Regions from separate parts of the Homo sapiens genome. Here region 2 is linked to region 1. A link is an interaction called in ENCODE POLR2A ChIA-PET data of the cell type or tissue named here. Cell type or tissue: IMR-90. All regions are shown on one strand. Links, peaks and the distances in the headings refer to the core of each region. The heading gives the core; the rest is flanking DNA. Region 1 overlaps CAND1.11 (a long non-coding RNA gene). Region 2 has its middle 4.4 kb from the start of SBF2.

Region 1 (2,819 bases), core at 282-2,781:
GCGTGGTGGCTCACGCCTGTAATCCCACACTTTGGGGAGGCTGAGGCGGGCGGATCACTTGAGGTCAGGAGTTCAAGACCAGCCTGGCCAACACGGTGAAACCCCGTCTCTACTAAAAATACAAAAATTAGCTGAGCATGGTGGCGCATGCCTGTAGTCCCAGCTACTTGGGAGGCTGAGGCAGGAGAATCACATGAACCTGGGAGGTGTAGTTGCAGTGAGCCAAGATTGCGCCACTGCACTCCAGCCTCGGCAACAGAGAGAGACTCTGTCTCAAAAAAAAAAAAAAAAAAAGAAAGGATATCCTGCCATTCCTATGAGAGAAGTCACAGAGAAGTCTGAAATACACAAAAAAGTCTTTATAATTAAGTGGTCTTCACTTTTTTTTTTTTTTTAAATACACAGAATTTTGCTCTTATTGCCCAGGCTGGAGTGCAATGACACGATCTCGGCTCATCGCCACCTCTGTCTCCCGGGTTCAAGTGATTCTCCTGCCTCAGCCTCCTGAGTAGCTGGGATTACAGGCATGCGCCACCATGCCCAGCTAGTTTTGTATTTTTAGTAGAGACGGGGTTTCTCCATGTTAGTCAGGCTGGTTTCGAACTCCTGACCTCAGGTTATCTGCCTGCCTCAGCCTCCCAACACATTTTTATAATTATAATTGAAAATAGTCTTCACAGTTTCATTATAATAATCATGTCAATTTCCTAAGTTTTTAAAATTTAATTTAAATTAAAACCTTGAATTTCCTTTAGTTTTTAAAATTTAAGGACTTAATTCTCTTCCACATAAAAAAGTGGCCCAATTTCAAGGACTTCATGTCTAAAACACCAAAAGCAATGGCAACAAAAGCCAAAATAGACAAATGGGATCTAATTAAACTAAAGAGCTTCTGCACAGCAAAAGAAACTACCATCAGAGTGAACAGGCAACCTACAGAATGGGAGAAAATATTTGCAACCTACTCATCTGACAAAGGGCTAATATCCAGAATCTACAATGAACTCCAACAAATTTACAAGAAAAAAACAAACAATCCCATCAAAAAGTGGGCGAAGGACATGAACAGACACTTCTCAAAAGAAGACATTTATGCAGCCAAAAAACGCATGAAAAATGCTCATCATCACTGGCCATCAGAGAAATGCAAGTCAAAACCACAATGAGATACCATCTCACACCAGTTAGAATGGTGATCATTAAAAAGTCAGGAAACAACAGGTGCTGGGGAGGATGTGGAGAAATAGGAACACTTTTACACTGTTGGTGGGACTGTAAACTAGTTCAAGCATTGTGGAAATCAGTGTGGCGATTCCTCAGGGATCTAGAACTAGAAATACCATTTGACCCAGCCATCCCATTACTGGGTATATACCCAAAGGATTATAAATCATGCTCCTATAAAGACACATGCACACATATGTTTATAGCGGCACTATTCACAATAGCAAAGGCTTGGAGCCTACCCAAATGTCCATCAATGATAGACTGGATTAAGAAAATGTGTCACATATACACCATGGAATACTATGCAGCCATAAAAAAGGATGAGTTCATGTCCTTTGTAGGGACATGGATGAAGCTGGAAACCATCATTCTCAGCAAACTATTACAAGGACAAAAAACCAAACACCACATGTTCTCACTCATAGGTGGGAATTGAACAATGAGAACACATGGACACAGGAAGGGGAACATCACACACCGGGGCCTGTGGTGGGGTCCGGGGGATGGGAGAGGGATAGCATTAGGAGATATACCTAATGCTAAATGACGAGTTAATGGGTGCAGCATACCAGCATGGCACATGTATACATATGTAACAAACCTGCAGGTCGTGCACATGTACTCTAAAACTTAAACTATAATAATAATAAAATTTGAAAAAAAACCAATTTGCATTTATGTAGATGACATGTTATTGTCTAAACCAAACCTTTTTTGGTATTTGTTTGCTTTTACGTCAGGCTTTGAAGTTGCTAAGAAATTTGCTCTGCCCTCCCTACTCTCCTCGAAGGAGATGTGACCTGTTCCCTGGATTACCCTAAGGATCCACCACCCTTCAGTAACCGAGGGGGCCAAGGGCCAGGAAAGCGGGCAGCAACTGAATTCCTCTCTGGGATCTGACTGTCCTCAGCAGAGAGAAACACCACACGGACTGGAGCAGAGCCACAGTTCTGTGAGCTGTGAGTTCGTCAGAGAGATGTCCCTGACAACAACAGCTGGGTTTGTGATTGTGATTTCCCTGGCAGCTCTGTGAATCCATGTGCTCATCTTTCCTGACATGAGCCTCTCCCCCTTGCACAATGCAATGGGGTTTTTACTATCCACCTGGAGCAGTTGAGGTCCAGAGAGGCCAAGGAAATAAGCGAGAAGGACAACAGCAGGATTCAAAGCCAAATGCCACATAGCGTACATGCCTGAATGAGGGCATGGGTTCCCTAAGAAGCCCTCCCTTCCTTTATGCTCCACAGGCTCCTGTGCCATTCCCAATTATGCCCCGTTGGAAGTATCTTGGAATTCTTTAACTATTCTTGTACACAGCTCTAACACCTCTGATTGTCAGGGATTCATGTATACCTGTGGAGTCTAAAGGGTGCAGCAAAGCAGTTAATTTTCTCAGCAAATCATCCACTGGTCCATATAGCAGCAGCCTTAGATAGGCAAATCGGTGTTCCCTTTGCCCTCTTTGCCTCCCTTATGACCCCGTTTCTTTGCACTCCCTGGCCTCCCCTTGGATTCCTACTCTGTTATAGAGTGATAGCATCACATCCTGAGGTCTTCAGGAATTAACGTCTTTCAAAATAGTCAGAGGAGCA
Region 2 (2,819 bases), core at 137-2,636, 87 kb before region 1:
ATTTCCTATTTTTATTTTATTTTTCATTTTATTTTTATGTAGAGATGTTGTATCATGATGTTGCCCAGGCTGGTCTTAACCTCCTGTCCTCAGGCAATCCTCCCACCTAGCCCTCCCAAGGTACTAGGATTAGAGGCATGAGCTTCCACACCCAGACTTCATTTTCTTGATAATGTCCTTTGGCTCAAAAAAGTTTTTAATTTTGATAAAGTCCACTTTTTTAGTTTGTTTCTATGCTTTTAGTGTTATATCTAAAAAATTATTGCCATATTAAAGGTGAGATGAAGATTTACTGGTTTCCTTCATAGTTTTAGCTCTTTAGTACTTTGACCCATTTTGAGTTAATTTTGTAGTGGTAAGGGGTCTTGTTTTACCTTTTAAATGTCTTGGCTTTTATTTCATTTGCAAGTACTCATTTAAATTATTTTAATTTTTTAAAATCAAAGTTTATTGTTTTTAAGCCTAGAATCAAATGCTATTCTGCTTTTAGGCATATTTCATCTGTTACTGTCATAAGTAGACTTCCAGTCCATTTGCAAATGCCCATTTTGTCACACAGAGATTTTAACATATCCTAGGTACATGTAGAAAGGCACTGTGTGTTTGTATATACATGTGAACATATTTTGTATACACTAAAGCTGTGCTTTGCTTCTCAGCCAACAGCTGCCAGCCTGTTGAAACTGATAAGCCCTGACAAGGCAGCCTGATTACTGAGGTTGGCTGAAAGCCAGACCATCCCCTACAATAACCACCATCACCTTTCACCAAAGAGAGAGAGAGTAAAGCAAGCCCAGATTTGTTTTCCTGAAGGCTGATGGGAGCAGGAAGGGAAGAAGGGTATGTAACACTATCATGATGTGTATGTGGCAGATACCTTTCTTTTTTGCTTTAGAAGACGAAATAGATGGAATGCGGTGGCTCACACCTGTAATCCCAGCACTTTGGGAGGCCGAGGCAGGTGGATCACCTAAGGTCAGGAGTTCAAGACCAGCCTGACCAACATGGTGAAACCCTGTCTCTACTAAAAACACAAAAATTAGCTGGGCATGGTGGCAGGTGCCTGTAATCCCAGCTACTTGGGAGGCTGAGGCAAGAGAATTGCTTGAACCCAGGAGGCAGAGGTTGCAGTGAGCCAAGATCGCGCCATTGCACTCCAGCCTGGGCAACAAGAGTGAAACTCCCGTTCAAAAAATTAAAATAAAAAATTTTAAAAAAGACAAAATAGAGCTAATTATCAGTGAGCAAGGCTTATCAGCCCATTGCCCCTAGTGGGCTATTGCGGAGTAAGTGGTTTGATCTGTACAGTCATTTCAAGTGCTTGCTGTGGTTAGCCACAGTAGTTCAAGGAGGCAGTATGAGAGTCAGACTTGAGCAAACATCACCAGGCAGGGCTGAGGCCTCTTCAGATCGTCTCTACCAAAGCATAACAAAGGAGACTATGCAGCTGTGGTGGAAAATTCCCTGATCCATTGCTATATTTTCAACCATTTAGTTCCCTAAGCAAGAAATTTAATGAATCTTACCCTTGACAGCTGCCTCTCAGCCCCACATTCATCACTCAGTCCTATTGTTCCTACTTCCCAAATATGTCCGCTTCTCTCCACCCTCACTGCCACCCCACTAGTTTGAGCCGTTATCACCTTCTACCTTTATTATTGCAATAGGTTCTTAACTGTTTTCCCAGCTTCACCGATGGTTTCAAACTTTCTATATAGGTAAAAGTTAAGGACAGTAAGCAGGTTATTGAACCTGTCTCAAAATTAAATTTGTATAGCAAACACACCATTTCTACCTTGAGTGTGTGTTTGGGGTGCAAAGAAAAGGCTTCATAGATGACGTAGAAAGTGTCCTGGCCAGGTGTGGTGGCTCACGCCTGTAATCGCAGCACTTTGGGAGGCCAAGTTGGGCGGATCATGAGGTCAGCAGATCGAGATCATCCTGGCTAACACGGTGAAACCCTGTCTCTACTAAAAATACAAAAAATTAGCCAGGAGTGGTGGCGGGCACCTGTAGTCCCAGCTACTCAGGAGGCTGAGGCAAAAGAATGGCGTGAACCCAGGAGGCAGAGCTTGCAGTGGGTCGAGATGGCACCACTGCACTCCAGCCTGGGCAACAGAGCAAGAGTCCATCTCAAAAAAAAAAAAAAAAAAAAAGGAAGTGTCCTGCAGTTGCGGTCCATGTGTGATGAGATGAATGGTTGAATCTTAACATTCATTTGAAGTACCCCTGACATTAGCAGCTACAGTATATATAGGTACTGTAAGAGTTTACAAGCTACTTTTACTTAGATCACATGTTTGATGAGCAGGACTGGCTACATAATATGTGGAGTCCAGTGCAAAATGAAAATGTAGGACTGCCTGTTCAGAAATGTTGGAGAATTTCAAAACAGCTTCAGCAGAGCATTCCACCAAGTGTGGGCTCTTCTGAGAGCAGGCCGTGTGCTACTGAACAGAGTGTATGTCAGTGAAGCTGGTGAACTTTAGGATGGAATGAGTATGTGTATGTGGGGAGGGGGTATAATAAATGTTATGGGGGGACTAGACTCTCTGCAGTCTCTCCAGAGTACCACCACCGTGCTGCTTCCTTTCTTGCACCTTTCTAATCTATCTACCACATTCCATAGCCAAAACGATTGTTTAAATAAATGTATATCAGATCATGTCTCTCCTGTCTTCAAACCTGTCAATAGTTTTCCATGTCACCATAAATAAAGTGCAAAATCTTCATGTCGGAAAGGGTCCTATTTACTCTGACCCTGATGACCTCTTTAATCTCATTTCAGGCCTCTTTTCTCTATCATTCTATGCATTCCT

Evidence for each region. Peaks named below come from ENCODE experiments on the same cell type or tissue, not always from the same donor. Only the 100,000 strongest peaks of a DNase experiment are listed, where the experiment ranks them.
Region 2: POLR2A ChIA-PET joins it to region 1 with 10 read pairs; 7 of 35 experiments call an interaction of 5 or more read pairs at or near these places.

The regions. Positions count from the first base shown.
Region 1 is chr11:10,383,673-10,386,491 of GRCh38, forward strand. The region is part of intron 2 of CAND1.11 (a long non-coding RNA gene); the gene reads left to right. Among named protein-coding and RNA genes, the nearest start is that of AMPD3, 70 kb to the right of the region's middle. In IMR-90, for the core only: no CTCF peak of the experiment used is centred there; no DNase peak of the experiment used is centred there; H3K27ac peaks cover 496 bases.
Region 2 is chr11:10,297,203-10,300,021 of GRCh38, forward strand. It overlaps a transcript of SBF2 not described here. Among named protein-coding and RNA genes, the nearest start is that of SBF2, 4.4 kb to the left of the region's middle. RefSeq lists enhancers at 1,463-1,512, 1,593-1,672. In IMR-90, for the core only: a CTCF peak has its summit at 1,280; a DNase peak (open chromatin) is centred at 1,349.